Linked DNA regions of Homo sapiens: region 2 is linked to region 1. Evidence: chromatin loops called from intact Hi-C (ENCODE). Cell type or tissue: endothelial cell of umbilical vein. All regions are shown on one strand.

Region 1 (8,000 bases):
GAAGAGCCATTTATTTTTTATGGAAGATATCTTTCTTCCTACTTAAAATATGTATATTTAAATAAATCAAAAGTAGAATAATTTCCAGGATAAATGGCAATCATAAAAGCACAGGTAACATGGCTTTATTTTTAATAAGGTAATGCAAACAAAAAAGTCATAGGAACATTATAATGTGTGTCTTGTGTCTATGAAATACCGTGTGTTAATCTGCAATATGGACAAGCCTGGGCACCTCCAGGTTAAATTTTCAGATGAAAGTGTCAACAGTTCTCCTCTGAGTCAAGGATCTTGCTTCCTTGAGTTGAAATATAAGCTTAGGTTTCAATGATTGAGTACGATGGTGCCTGGCCTCGTTCTGCAAGGTTAAACGTTATTGGCTTTTCTTATGTTTCACAGTGGATTAGTTTTCTAGATAGTGCAAAATGTTAGTAATGAGCTTATTTTAAAAATCACTTACTTATTTCAACTAATTCTTATGATATGTTTTAATATTTTAAGAGAAGATATAGATATTTGAACATAACTAATATGGCACTGATATTTTCTTAAGGTGTATGAGAAAAGTGACTTTGTGATAACATAATATCTTAGGTTTAAAGAATAAAAGCAAAAATATTTATGTGCAGTTCAAACCCCATTTCAATTATAGCTGAATTATTTTCTGTAGCTTAGCTACAGGAACTGCTTAAACCTGATTTCTGCATAGTTTGAGCAGATTTTAAGGCAGGAGCTAAAAGGAATAGATTGACTTGGAAAATTTTGTGTATGAGAGTTCTTTAAAATGGCATTATCAGGTTAAAGTATTAAAAGGGACAAGTAGGTTTTGCATATCAAAATTAACAGTGTTCAGACAACCTTCACAATTGGATGTATGGGTATAAACAAGGAGATTTTTTGGCATACTATACATTAGAATCAATATCTGGTTTTATGGTCATACCTTTTCCGAATTTTAAACATCCTGCTTGTGAACACTCCAGATAGGGTCTTGTCTCTAGTAGCTCCTTCCTTTTCTTAGAGCTCTGAGACAACTTGGATCAAAAGGACTGTTGAAAGCCAATACCTTGCATTCCCCCTGAGTTTGTTCTATAAGAAGTCCCTTACAAGCCATGATCCTTCCTTCATATAAACCCCTCATCTCTTATGGCACAGCACTGCCACCTCAGCCATTCTTTCCCACACATACCCCTTTCCCTTAATTTTTGCCAAATTCCCCTCCCCTTTCTTTTTGGGAAGTGTCTTTTTATTTATTCGAATTGTAAACCAAAATATTGTTATAATCCCACTGATAATTTTGAAAATGCTGGTATTCCTGGTATTAACTAAAATGAAAAATTACATAAAATGGCACTGAAAAAAATAAAATGGCAAGGCAATCTTCATCAACCAAGGGTCTCAAAGTACTGAAAATCCCTTTCGAATCTTCCCTTAGTTTATAATCTACGTCTGTACTCTTATCTAAACAAACGAAGAAAACATCAACACTTAAAAATATAAAAAATTATTTCTTATTCTATTTCATTCCTTTTCAATTACCAGTTTACTAAAATTTTATATTATTTTGTATTTCAGATGTTCTACATTTCAACTCCATCAAATATTAAATTGATGTTTATGGGCTAACCTGGAAACCGAAAAACAGTTTGTTTCACTACAAGAATAAGAAAATATGTCCAAATTCCTGTCAGCTGACTTATAAAGGGACTTTTAGAACACAACCCAATGTAAGTTGCAGGCATACAGTATTTTGTTCTTTGTTACCTGCCCTGCAGTTAAGGCATGTATCTGTTTGTATATGCCCAGGTGTATGCTGATTGTATATATATTTGTGTCTACACATGAATATTTTCACAATTCCAGATTCATGACATCATTTATTCCTTTCTTCAATAAAATTTGAATGCCTATTATGTAACAGGTGCAGTTGTAGGCCTAAGGGATATCCAGAGACGAGGTGACTGTCCTCATAGAGCTCATACTGTAATGGGGAGACAGACATAAGCCAAGTAATTGCACAATTGCCTAAGAAATGCATACTCTGATAGGTGTCACATAGCACTATGTGAGCATATAACCAGATCTTGCCTTGTGTCCAGGGTCAGAAAGGGTTTCATGAGGAAGGTAATTTGCCAGCTGAGATCTCATGGGTGGGAAGTTAAGAGAGTAAAGAGGGTGGGAGGTGATGGGAAGAGGGGCAAGGATGGGGTATAAAGTGCTCCAGGTGAAAGGAACTTCTGTTCAAAAACCCCCAGGCACAAGGAACTCACATTCAAAGACCATACTTGCTTACTTAGGTACTTTTGATGATTTTTTTTCTAGTAGTAACCACTGGGTAGCTGGGCAACTTTTAGCTTAAACAAACCCTTAAAGATTAATTGTAATCATACTAGAAAATAAGGCATATATCATTTCAGAAGCACTTGTACTTGTTTTGTTTTTCAGGCATGAGGTACTCCTTAAGCCCTGACAACCATCTTGAAGATGGAATCATGAATATGGCAAATTTTCTACGGGGCTTTGAAGAAAAGGGGATAAAGAACGACAGGCCTGAGGACCAGTTGAGCAAAGAGAAAAAGAAAATTCTTTTCTCCTTCTGTGAGGTGTGCAACATCCAGCTGAACTCTGCAGCCCAGGCTCAGGTGCATTCCAACGGCAAATCCCACCGCAAACGAGTGAAGCAGCTGAGTGATGGGCAGCCCCCACCACCCGCCCAGGCCAGCCCCAGCAGCAACAGCAGCACAGGTAGGAGGCAGGGTCCCGGGTTCCATGTGCTGCGGGGAGAGATGGTCCTGGTCTGGAAAATGAAGGATTTAGAACAAGACTTAATTTTTACCTTAAAACTGGGCTACCATGATAACATGTACTCTTTCTCCTACAGGTAAAATACATGAGCTGTTTGTCACCTCTCGAAATATTTGTTACACCCACTGACATACACACTGGCACACACACATACACACATATGCACAATTTGTATATGGGTCCAGAGACTTCCTGTATCCCCACAATGTGTGAACACTTCTGAATGTATTTTGAAATGTGTTTAAAATGCATCAGTGATGTCATTTTTTCCCTCTCTTAAAATTAGCTTTCCTGGGTTTCCTTTATCTGCTTTCTATTGGGTGGCATACCACTTGATAGTATATAAAAAGCTACAGCTTTATTTATAACATCCTGTGATGCAGGAGAGGAGCATTAATCTTGCATGTTAAACTTGTCATATTCTTTTAGAGAGTTGCCAGCAGTGTGCTGGGTGTTCTAACAATAGGAACAGGCATTGCCAAAACCAACAAGGCTTCCCTCTGAAATCCAGCACCATCATCCATCGCTTTCACTTGCCTCTCACCCTTTCCTTGTGGGCTGGATAGAAGCAGAAGCTCAGGAATTTTTGCATTTCTGCCTCTGCCCTGAATTCTAAACAATCTTTCAAATCCTTTATCTTATCCTTGGGCAGCCCCTCCTCTTCCACATTGCTGGTCACTGGGTATCTTCACTGTGACAGAATTAAAGAAAAATGTGAAATTTATTGTTATCCATGGTGAAGATTTCTACAAAAGACAGTCTTCCTCCCAAGGTTTGAGGTGGGAGGCCAAGATAAGCCTCCTCCCAAATGTGGGGGAAGAGCTCCAAATTCTACTCTAGCAAGGGTTTGCTCTGTAATGAGGCCCCAGCTTGAAGTGAGATGATACAGAGAAAACATTTGTTGGAATTTCACTCAGTGCTGTTACATGGTTCTTGGTGTGTTGTAAATAAATTATTTTTATATTTCAAGCCAAATCTAACTACTTTTTACTCAGTTGATGATTTAATTTCATTAAATTGTTTTCTTAAGTCAATATTTAACATGCTGTGAAAGAAAGTAAAGGGGCTTACAGCATTTAAGGTACACACTTATAATAGTAGAAAAATTATTTTTCCATTTTCTATTTATTATAATTATTCCAAGGTGTATTCATTTACCTATAGTTATATATTAAAAATATAGTTAATGTTATGGCCGGGCGCAGTGGCTCACGCCTGTAATCCCAGCACTTTGGGAGGCCAAGGCAGGCAGATCGCTTGAGGTCAGGAGTTCAAGACCCTCCTGGGCAACATGGTGAAACCCTGTATCTACTAAAATTACAAAATTTAGTCAGGTGTGGTGGCACACACCTGTAATCCCAGCTACTCAGGAGTCTGAGGCAGGAAAATCACTTGAACCCAGGAGGTAGAGGTTGCATTGAGCTGAGATCACGCCACTGTGCTCCAGCCTGAGCAATAGAGCGAGACTCCATCTCAAAAAGCAAAATATATATATAAAATATATAATATTATATTATTAATAATATTATATATATATTTAGTGTTAGGTTCAAAACTGATACCTAAGTTAGAGCACACATAGCCTGAGTAAAAGTTTGAATTACATCTGTTATGGTGTAAATGTCTATAAATACCATAGTCATTAAAAATTATATTTCTGAAGAATATCTCATGATAGAGGAAATTGTCCAGGATATAATGCTAAGTGAAACAGCAGGAACTAAAGCGGAATATACCTAGTGCTATCATGTGTGCATGCGTACACTATCTACTGTTTAGAGCCTCCACTGAATGAGGTTCAAGCCTGACATCATTTCATTTTTTTTGGTCACTTTCCTCACTTTTGATCTATCAAATTTGTGTTTCCTGCTGGGTAGCAACTCTCTTAACACTCTCTCAACTCATAACTTCTCACTTTTGTGTATTCAGAAAGATTCTTTGATTTAGAAGATTCGGTTCTATTTATAAAAACATCATTTTATTGCCAAATTAAGATTTGTCTAGATGGACTCTAGAACTTAGAGTGGAGGGCTGGGCACATGAGCTTCTACCCTCCCCCTGCCTCAGCCTGCTCTTCAGCCTAGTGGTGGGAAACCATAGAAGGATAGAAAGGCGGAGGTTTACCTTACCTTACAGCCTCTGCAAGGTGGCAATGCTGTTCTTAATTGATGACTACTATTTTGGCTGTCTCTGTGGGACATACATCGTCTTAACAGACCCTGTGGATGAAGGGATCCCCCAGATTGTCCCTTAGGCATTGAGAGTCCCTTGTGAGATAGCTGCATCTTCCAGCTTACTCATAGTTGTTAGCAGAAGCCTTCATTCCTTGACTGTATGTGCCTCTTTCTTCCACACTGTGTTAGTCCTGGCAAGATTGTGTCGTCTGTTCTCATATGCCTCAATGCTGGGGGATTGAGGTCAGAATCCATCTGAGAATGAACATTCCTCTTGAAAACCTGGAACTGCTGGGGCCCAGGCAAGTACAGGTGGAGTGGACTGCGGGGGGCTTTTCTTTCCTGCTCAGGTAACACAGGGGAGGCTGGCAAGCCCACTGACAAAGCAAGCGCCTAAATAAGAAACAAAATGCCAGTCTTCCTTTTTTGCCCATCACTTGGCTTCAGAGAATATTGTGGGTTGAATTGTGTTTCTTCACACACACACAAAAAAATATATTGGAATTCTAACCCCCAGTACCTCAGAATATGACCTTATTTAGAGCTAGGGTCTTTACAGAGGTAATTAAGTTAAAATGAAGTCATTAGGATGGGCTGTAATCCAATATGACTGATAACCTTACAAAAAAACGGAAATTCGGACACAGAGACAGATATGCACAGAGAGGGAAGATGATGTGAGAAGAGATACAGGGAGAAGACAGCCATCTACAAGCCAAGGAGAGAGCCCTAGAATAGATCCTTCCCTCACAGCCCTCAGAAGGAACCAACCCAAGTAACACATTGATTTTTTATACTTCTAGCCTCTAGAACTATAAGATGATAAATTTCTGTAGTGTAAGCCACTAGTTTATAGTACTTTGTTACAACAGCCCCAGAGAACAAACACAGGGAAGAAAATCGAAGCCCATTTCATGCCCACAGAGAAAAATATGTGGTAGTAGATGTTCTTCCCAAGAACTGTTAATTTAAGAGGTGACTTCCCCTCTTCTGGGTCGGTTTTGTAGTGTTGGAGTTGGCATCGATGGGAATTGGGTCCACAGGGTGATGGTTGAGACTTGTTTCTAGTAATAAAAGGTGGCTGACCCCTAACCACTGGAAGTTCTTCTGCCAAATTTAGTATTCAGGGTATTTACAGAACTTTTAGATCTGAGCTTTAGAACAACAGGAAGATTCTTAGAGTGTACCTGAAACCAGTCTGCTGTGTGTGTGTGTGTGTGTGTGTGTGTGTGTGTGTGATCAATGTACCAAAGTGAGCAAGGGACTTGTGAAAAGTAGCAGCAAAATCCTTTTCCCAGCAGTGTCTCCCTAGCCAAATGTTTTATGAATACTCTGGGCGGTGAAAGAGAGACTCAAAGGGGAAGCAAAAAGAGCTGAGGTAACTTAGTTTGCATATAAAAGATCCCTAATGCTTTCCCCATCCAGTTCCAAGGGGTAAGTGGAAATAACAGAAACCGCAGATGGGTCTTGGCTTCCAGAAAGGAAAAAGTAGTTGTGAGTTTCTTTGTCTCACAGGGTCCACAAAGGCAGTAAGATCCTGGTGTTCCTGGCCCCTAGCAAGGGTGGGCAGATGGACCTGAGGCTGTCTCATAATTTCTTATGGGTTTAGGGAGTACAGAAGCTGCTGGTTGAACCTGGGAACCACAGGGACATAGTCTTTTCTGTTAGACTGGGACAGTGGCAGGACAATATTTTACATGTACCACAGCAAAGAAATACCTCACAGTTCCTGCATGAACTAATGACTAAATATCAGACAGAAATAAACATGCCTCAGCAGATGTCCATGTGCAGAAGTGACAGCCAGGCCATAAACACTGCTACCTGAGCCCTGGAACCATGTAAGCCCATAAGTACCCTCCTCAACCCACCCCAAATCTGGATGCAGCTCTGGGGAAAGTCACTCCATACTGCCTGAAATTAAATATCTATCATCACATGAGTTGGAGTTTGTACTAGGCAGCATAAATTATCATTAGCAGGTTTATACTTAAATATTGGCTAAAGGAAAATTTTCAACTAGAAAGGAAATGAAAATGAATCTTGGAGCTTTGAGAAGGAAAGAAGAAAGAACAATGGAAAGAATAGAAATATGGTACATAATAAACTACCTGTAGTAGGGTTCTCCAGAGAAGCAGAACCAGTAGGAGAAAGGAATTAGCTCACACAATTATGGAGGCCTCCAATTTTCAAGATCTGTAGGAAATCTGAAGACCCAGGACAGCCAATGGTGTTATTCCAGCATAAGTCCAAAAAACATGAGATTCAGAAGAATTGATGGTATAGTTCTAGTCTGAGGACTGGCTGGCTCAAGACCCAAGAGGAGCTGATGTTTCAATTTGAGTCTGAAGGCAGGAAAAGAAACTAATGTCACAGGTGGAAGGCAGTGAGGCAGGAAGAAATACGCAGAATAATGTGTAACCAAATATCTGAACATCCAGTGACCCAGTCAAGTTGACACATAAAATTAATCTTTACATTATCATTTTCTTCATGAGTTTTGTAAATCATATTTGATGACTGAAACAAAATATAATCATCTGATGCTAAAAACAGTGATATTTGAAAGTAGGAAAGTTAAATGCTGATACCAATAAATTGTCTGCCATAAGTCACATGTGTATATCATTATAATATTAATGGCAACCACTATGAAAACTATACAAAGAGATACAACCAAAATATAAATAAATAAAGATGGAGTCCTAAAAAGTGTTCAAGTAAACCACAGGACAGAAAGAAGAGAGAAACAGAGGACCAAGAAGCAAAGGAAAAAACAGAAAGCAAATAATAAAATGTCAAACTTAAAGGCTAACATCAATAATTACTTTAAGTGTAAATAGCCTAAATAAGCCAATCAAAAGAAAAAATGCATTAAAAAAAAACCCAACTATATGCTGCTTACAAGAAACTCACTTCAAAATCAATAAGAGGTATGTTGAAAGTAAAAGGATGGAAAAGAATATATCATGCAAACAGTAATTTAAAAAATAAAGGCAGGGGTAGCTATATTAATATCTG
Region 2 (8,000 bases), 310 kb before region 1:
ACCAAAAGCAATCATGACAAAAGCAAAAATTGACAAATGAGATCTAATTAAACTTAAGAGTTTCTGCACAGCAAAAGAAACTCAGAGTAAACAGACAGCCTATAAGAATGGGAGAAAATATTTGTAAACTATGCATCTGACAAAATAATATCCAACATCTTTTAAGAAACTGAAATTCACAAGAGAAAAAAACAAGACCATTAAAAAAATGGGCAAAAGACACGAACAGACACCTTTCAAAAGAAGACATACGTGTGGCTGACAAGCATATGAACAAAAGCTTAATATCAGTGATTATTAGAGAATTGCAAATCAAAACCACAATAAGACACCATTTCACACCAGTCAAAATAGCTATTACTAAAAAGCAAAAAAACAGATGCTGGCAAGATTGCAGAGAAAAGGGAACACTTATATGCTATCGATGGGAGTGTAAATTAGTTCAGCCATCTTGGAAAGCAGTATGGCAATTCCTCAAAAAGCTAAAAGCAGAACTACCATTCAACCCAGCCATCCCATTACTGGGTTTATACCCAGAGGAATATAAATCATTCTACCATAAAGACATATGCATGTAAATGTTCATTACAGCACTACTCACAATAGCAAAGATGTTGAATCAACCTAAATGCCCATCAATAACAGATTGGAAAAAGAAAATGTGGTATATATAAATCATGGAATACTATGCAGCCATAAAAAGTAAGATCATGTCTTTTGGGGGAAGATGGATGGAGCTGGAGGCCATTATCTTTAGCAAACTAACACGAACAGAAAAAAATACTGCATGCTTTCACTTGTAAGTGGGAGCTAAATGATGAGAATTATTAACTCAAAGAAGGAAGCAACAGACACAGGGGTCTGCTGGAGGGTTGAGGGTGGGAGGAGGGAGAAGAGCTGAAAGATAACTATTGGGTATGTAATGGGCTTAATGCCTGGGTGATGAAATAATCTGTACAACAAACCCCAGTAACAAGTCTACATATGTAACAAACCTTCACATGTACTCCTGAATCTAAAGTTTAAAAACAAATACATAAATTTAAAGTTACTAAGAGATAAACACACAGAGAGAAAGAGCCATAGAGACAGCAAAGAAATAGAAAGACATAGGTAATAAAATGAAAAGGTGTACATATGCCTGGAAATTGTTTTAATGAGGAAAATACAGATGCAGGAGGGACAAATGTGATCAGGTAAGAGGAAATGTTAATTTTTTTTTTTTTTACACATTAGAGTGAAACAGTAAAATACCAAAGACGAAAAAGCAACCAGAAAAAAATAGGTTAGCTAAAAAGAAATGACAGAGACCAGAATTTCTAAATAGTAGCAGTGTAAGTAAGAAGATAATGAAATCGTATCTTCAAAGTGAGAAGAGAAAACACAAAAAACCTAGCCAGACTTTTGTACCCAGCCAAACTACCTTTTAAGAATGAGGGTGATATAAAACATATTTGATTAAATGTACCTTTACTGAAGGAAATTCTAATTGACGCACTTCAAGAAGGAGTCTCATCGGAAGAAATGGTAAGCAAAACAAATGCTAAGCATGTTTTAAACTGTGGTAGACATGGTGATGCACTCTCAGTCTCTTTCAAGGAAGCACTGGTTACTGGATAGCTGTCAGCGAACAGCTTTAATCTACCAGCCCCTTCACAGAGCGCCTCAGGTTAAGCAAAGAACTTTGCTCAAGGTCAAAGAACAGCCCACACCTGATGATTGATCAAGGCAGGAATATAATAGCCCAGTCATTTTGTCCAAACTTGGGACAACTCTAGCAGACCATTTTTGCTCCCCGGGGGTACAGCTAGGGCCCTGTGTTGCAGCTTAACTTCTCCCTCTACCCTTTTCTGCTTCCCTTCCTTCCCTTCTGCACGTGTTGATCCCAAGGACACTCCCTAATAAGCCTCCTTCACTCTAAAAATATAAGGAAGAAAAGAAGGGAAGAGGGGAGGAAGGAAAGGGAAAGGAATGAAGGGAAAGAGGATAGAAAGATGGATGAAAGGAAGAAAGGGAAAAAGGAGGGGAGAGGGAGAGAGAGGAAGGAAAGAAAAATGCAAAATGAGAGCATTGCATATCAAAACTTGTGGGATGTAAGTCAAAGCAATAATCTGTGGACGATAGCTTCAGTTGTACTTGTTACAAATCAAAATGAAAAATAAAATTCTTAAAAAGCTAATTAATAACAAAACAAGTTCTAAAAAAGTAAAGAAATTAATAAAAGTAGAAATAGACATAATGACATCAATATAGCCAAAAGCCACATTTTAAAAAGCTGGATAAAATAATCCTTACCTGTGGGATCAAAATAAAAAGAATAAAAACATTACTACATAATATTAAGAATACAAAAGAAAATAAAACTGCAGACATAATATATTTGTAATAGTAGTAAAATATGATGTACCACCAGTTAAATTTGATCATTTTAACTTGAAAAAAATTCTGTACGAACATGTGTTGTCAAAATTATGCCAATCCAATGAAAAAATTCTGAATATGTCAATAATCAGAAAAACTGCAAAATGTTCAAATGAAGGAAAAAAGCTCCGATAGTTTTAAGAATTTTCAAGAAACAATTTCTATGTAGATAAACTTACTTTTTCTGAGTATAAAATAGAAACCTTTTTAAAGCATTCTTTAAGGTATTTCACAATCCTTATGGTGAAGCCCAAAGATAGCTCAAAACAAGGCGGCTAACTTAAGGACATAGGTACAAAATTGATAATCAAATTATTGGTAAATCAAATCCAAAGTGCAGATTTTTAAAAATCTATCTTGACCATTTGGGTTTTATCCGAGAAACGCTAGGGTGGTTCAAGGTAGCCAAACTATTAATGTAATTAATTATATCATACTAAAGCATCAAAAAAATGGAATCATATATGTCAAGAAAAAGCTTAATAAAATTTGTTAAAAATTTTCTTAGTAAAATACACTCACATCCGTAATGCCAGCACTTAGGCAGGCTGAAGCAGGAGGTTTGCTTGAGGCCAAGAGTTTGAAACCAGCCTGGGCAACAAAGCAAGACCCCATTTCTTAAAAAAAAAAAAAAAAATTTAAGAACCCATGATGGTGTGTGTGTGTTGTTCCAGCTACTTAGGAGGCTGAGGCAGGAAGATCACTTGAGCCCAAGAGATCAAGGCCTCAGTGAGCTGTGATTGTGCCACTGTACTCTAGCAGCCTGGGCAAAAAAGCAAGACACTGACTCAAAAAAATAGTATAAAATTTGGTAAAATATAAATTAAAAGCCCTAAACAAGATGGAGTATTTTTTAGTTTTGAGATGGAGTCTTGCTCTGTCACCCAGGCTGGAGTACAGTGATGTGATTTTGGCTCACTGCAACCTCCGACCCCCAGATTCGAGTGATTCTCCTGCCTCAGCCTCCCGGGTAGCTAGGATTACAGACACCCGCCACCTCGCCCGGCTAATTTTTTGTATTTTTAGTAGAGACAGGGTTTCACCACGTTGGCCAGGCTGGTCTCAAACTCCTGACCTCAGGTGATCCACCCACCTCTTGAAATTTAATAACTATCAGGAACATTTCTAGCAACACTGCTTTACAAACTATATTAGAAGTCCCCAGTGTAATGAGGCAAGAGAAAAAAAAACATTGCAAAGAGGTAAATACCATTATTTATGGAAGAATTAATTTTAGACAATCAGCCAAGAAATAATAAAAACTAAGAAGAAAGTTCTGTAGGGAACCAATAAAGATTAAAATGTTAAAGATCAATAGATCTCTAACATATTAGCAATGGTCAATTATAAAATAACAAAATAGGTGCCACTATTTTAGAATAGATAATAGATAATAGAATAAAAATAAGTTATCTAAGAAAGATTCTAATAAAAGGTGTGAAGACAGGTCATACGACTCTTATATTTACCTCTCTATTACATCTGAAATTTATTTTTTAGCATGGGGTAGACAACCAATGTTTTTACAGTAGATATTCAATTGTACCAAGAACATAAATGGAAAGATATATACCAAATTTCTAGATAAGAAGACTCAATGGTTTAAATATGTACTCTTGCCAAATTAACAATTGAGACAGTATGAATAAGATTTTAACAGGATGTTTTAAAACCAAATAATCTGAATCTAAAATTTATATAGAAAGAAGAAGTACTTGGGTGGCCAAAATACTTTAAAAGGAACAAAGAATACAAACTTGCCCACAAGATATAAAAAGCATATCTAAAAACTATTATAGGGTAATTTAGATCTTGAGATACTAGTAACATTTTCAAATCAGTGTGGAAAAGGTAAGCTACTGAATAAACATTATTTAGACCATTAGCCATTCATTTGGGAAGAAAAGCAAAAGAAACCATAAACCATAAAACACATTGGATGAAAATTTTATAAACATGGAATGGGGAAGAGCTTCCTAGGGAATATGAAAACACAGCTTTTGTAAGGAGAAAGATTAACATATTTGAATATAAAAAATATTTAACTTTTGTCCAAAAAAGGATCTCACAAACATTAAAACAAGTAAACAAAGAAAAGAACGATTTACAATACATAAAATACCAAAGTTAAAACCCTAAATATAAGAACTACTCTTATAGACCAACAAGAAAAAGACAAGAACAAACTCAATAGATAAAACAAAAGCAGTGAACAAGCAATTTTCAGAGGAGAAAATAAATGGTAAATAGATGTTAAGATTCTCAACTTCACAACTAATCAGGAAAACATAAAACTGACATAAAAATTTTCACCAGTTGGCAAAAGTTAAATATTAAGTATTAAATTATAAATATTAAATATTATAAAGATTTAGCTTTTAGGAGGATGCTGGGGAATGGACACTCGTCTTTTTTCTGTTATTACTTGTTAATAACAGAAATGTGAAAAAAGTACTGCACACAGTATACATTATTTAATGTTCTTATTAAGAGGGATTTGCTATACTTACAGAGAATTGAGAATTTACAAACGTTTTATTTCTTAAATTATCCTCATCCAATGGTGTACCACATTATACCACAAGGGGATGGTATTTCTCTAAAAAAATTCACTGTCACAGACTAATGTAATTCACTGAGGTAGTGAGGAACACCTTTTAATGATGTCAAGATCAAAATAATTTAGCCTCCATGTTCAACTATAACTCAGAGCTATTGAAAAAAGTCAGTCTTACATTTCTGGAAACACGAATAATTCCTAAAATCAAATGTTCATGGGTTAACCCAGCACTAGAGATGGAATGTTACCAACCAGAACAGAAAAAACAAATACGTAGTTCTGGCCCCAGCATAAAGCTGTCTTCATGCTAGAAGGAGGTTAGGGAGCATGTTGCTGCTTCAACAGCAGTAGCAATTAAGTGTAAAAAAAGAATAAAGTGTTACCTCAACATGCTAATAGAGTCCATTTGGGAAATATCAAGTAGACAAAATGGTTGTTTCCCCAGAAACAGGCAGCAGGAATCCTTGCAAAGAATTCCCTACTCCATGCTTAAAGCACTGGATTATAGGAACCTCAGTTTACTACACACAACTACCAAAGATATATAGCCCAATACTTTTTATGGCAGCCCTAATGGCATTTTATTCATGGGTCGAGTCATAAGCCAATGAGAATAACCTCTCTAATGGCCTGAAAAAGTAGAATACATAACACTATAGCATGAGATGGAACTACCAACAGCTTAAATGATTCTAAATATAGGTCAAATAGCAAAGCAGACCAGCCTTCTTAAGGCAACATGGTGTCATTAACATCTATAGAGTTCTCACTATGCCAGGCTATCTTAAGCTTCATTTAGCTCATGTATTCTCACCAAGACTGTGAGATAGACGCTCGTACTGAGGCACAGGTTAAATAAATGGCAAGGGCTGGATGGAACCAAAATTAAATCTAGAAGGTCTACCTCCAGAGCCTGTACATTTAAATACATGTTACGCTACTTATCACAAGGCTGAATTCTGGACTAGTATTTTTAGGTAGCCTGGATTCCAATCCTTCACTGCCACTACACCTCTGAGGCTGGGAAAAGTGCATTGTTCTGGGGTCTTAGGGTCCTCTACACCCCCACTCACCAACTGCCCACCACTTTCACCCCCATAAAGGAACTGAACTAGATAATGCACAAGGTCTTTCTTTGGTTCATCAATTCATTACAATATTATGAAAGCAGCTATCAGATTGATGCAAAGTGTAAGGTCTTATATGTTTAGATATCTGCCTTCTATGATCACCAATAGCAGCAAAGAAAACTTGTTTTATAATATCTGTCAAAGGCATACAATGAATCACCAGTTTGTTTAAATAAAAGTATGGCTGTCTCTTATCTGCAAACAGATTTTTATATAGAGGGCTATATATGAGCATTATATGCCTATAAAGAGTGTGGGTGTACTGCCATCAAGAAAGTAAATGGAGAACCAAATATAGAAGTTCTAAGCAGAACTTCACAACTCTGGCTTCAGCTGGCTCCAATCCCTCCACTGTGACTTAAGTAATGAGATGACTTTGAGAAGCTTCATAACATGACAGAAATTGCATGTGCTTTAAAGGCATTCTGACTACAGCTGGGCGTGGTGGCCCACGCCTGTAATCCTAGCACTTTGGGAGGCCGAGGCGGGTGGATTGCCTGAGCTCAGGAGTTTGAGACAGCCTGGAGAACACAGTGAAACTCCGTCTCTACTAAAAATACAAAAATTAGCCGGGCATGGCGGCAGGAGCCTTTAATCCCAGCTACTGGGGAGGCTGAGGCAGGAGAATAGCTTGAACCCGGGAGGCAGAGGTTGCAGTGAGCGGAGATGGTGCTGTTGCACTCCAACCTGGGTGAGAGAGCAAGACTCTGTCGCAAAAAAAAAAAAAAAAAAAAAAATTCTGACTACAATTGCTGACATTTTCATTAAAATTAGTATTAGGTAATCTTACAACCATTTTAAGAGGCCTTTGAATTTTTTTATGATTTTAGCTTTTATTTTAGATTTGGGTATATGTGCAGACTTGTTATTTGGGTATATTGTGTGATGCTGAGGTTTGGGATATGATTGATCCCATTATCCAGGTACTGAGACTAGATAGTATCAAATAGCTTTTCAATCCTTCTCCCCTTCATTTCCCAATCTAGTAGTCCCCAGTGTCTATTATTCATCTTTATGTCCATGAGTACCCAATGTTTACCTCTCAACTTATAAGTGAGAGCATGTGTTACATGGTTTTCCGTTCCTGCATTAATTCACTTAGGATAATGACCTCCAACTGTATCCATATTTTTGCAAAGGACATGATTTCTTTTTTGTGACTGTGTAGTATTCCATGGTGTACATATACCACATTTTTTCTTTATCCAATCCACCACTGATGGACATCTAAGTAGATTCCATGTCTTTGCTGTTGTAAATAAAGGAGAGAGATTGAGATTGAGATTTGGTTGAATGATTTTCCTTTAGATCCCAGTAATGGGATTGCTGGGTCAAATGGTATTTCTGTTTTAAGTTCGAGAACTTCTCCATATTGCTTTCCACAGTGGCTAAACTAATTTACATTCCCATAGACAATGTATAAGCATTTCCTTTTCTTCTCAGCCTCGCCAGCATCTGTTATTTTTTGACTTTTTAATAGCCATTCTGACTGGTGTGACATGATATCTCATTGTGGCTTTGATTTGCGTTTCTCTGATTAGTAATGTAGAATATTTTTTCACATGGGCATTGGCTGCTTGTATGTCTTCCTTTAAGAAGTTCAGTCTTTTGCCTGTCTTTAATGGGATTGTTTGATTTGTTTGAGTTGTTTACATTTCTTATAGATTCTGGATATTAGACCTCTGTCAGATGCATAGTTTGCGAATATTTTTTCCTATTCTGTAGGTTCTCCTAATAGCTTCTTTTGCTGTACAGTAGCTCTTTCATCTAATTAGATCCCACTTGTCAATTTTTGTTTTTGTTGCAATTGCTTGAGAACTTGGTCATAAATTATTTCCCAAGGCCAACGTCCAGAATGGTGTTTCCTAGGTTTTCTTCTACAATTCCTA

What was found. Hi-C counts contacts between places; a loop is a spot of excess contacts. Peaks named below come from ENCODE experiments on the same cell type or tissue, not always from the same donor. Only the 100,000 strongest peaks of a DNase experiment are listed, where the experiment ranks them.
Region 2: it touches region 1 in a loop (2.7-fold over the local background); 2 of 110 quality-filtered maps call a loop at or near these places.

The regions. Positions count from the first base shown.
Region 1 is chr2:179,764,248-179,772,247 of GRCh38, reverse strand. ZNF385B (zinc finger protein 385B) reads left to right here. Exons shown (of 10, transcript NM_152520.6): 2 at 1,576-1,727; 3 at 2,446-2,745. The coding sequence starts at 2,448. Among named protein-coding and RNA genes, the nearest start is that of MIR1258, 93 kb to the left of the region's middle. In endothelial cell of umbilical vein, no CTCF peak of the experiment used is centred here; a DNase peak (open chromatin) is centred at 3,227.
Region 2 is chr2:180,074,513-180,082,512 of GRCh38, reverse strand. No RefSeq gene overlaps it. Among named protein-coding and RNA genes, the nearest start is that of EPCART, 47 kb to the left of the region's middle. In endothelial cell of umbilical vein, a CTCF peak has its summit at 4,999; no DNase peak of the experiment used is centred here.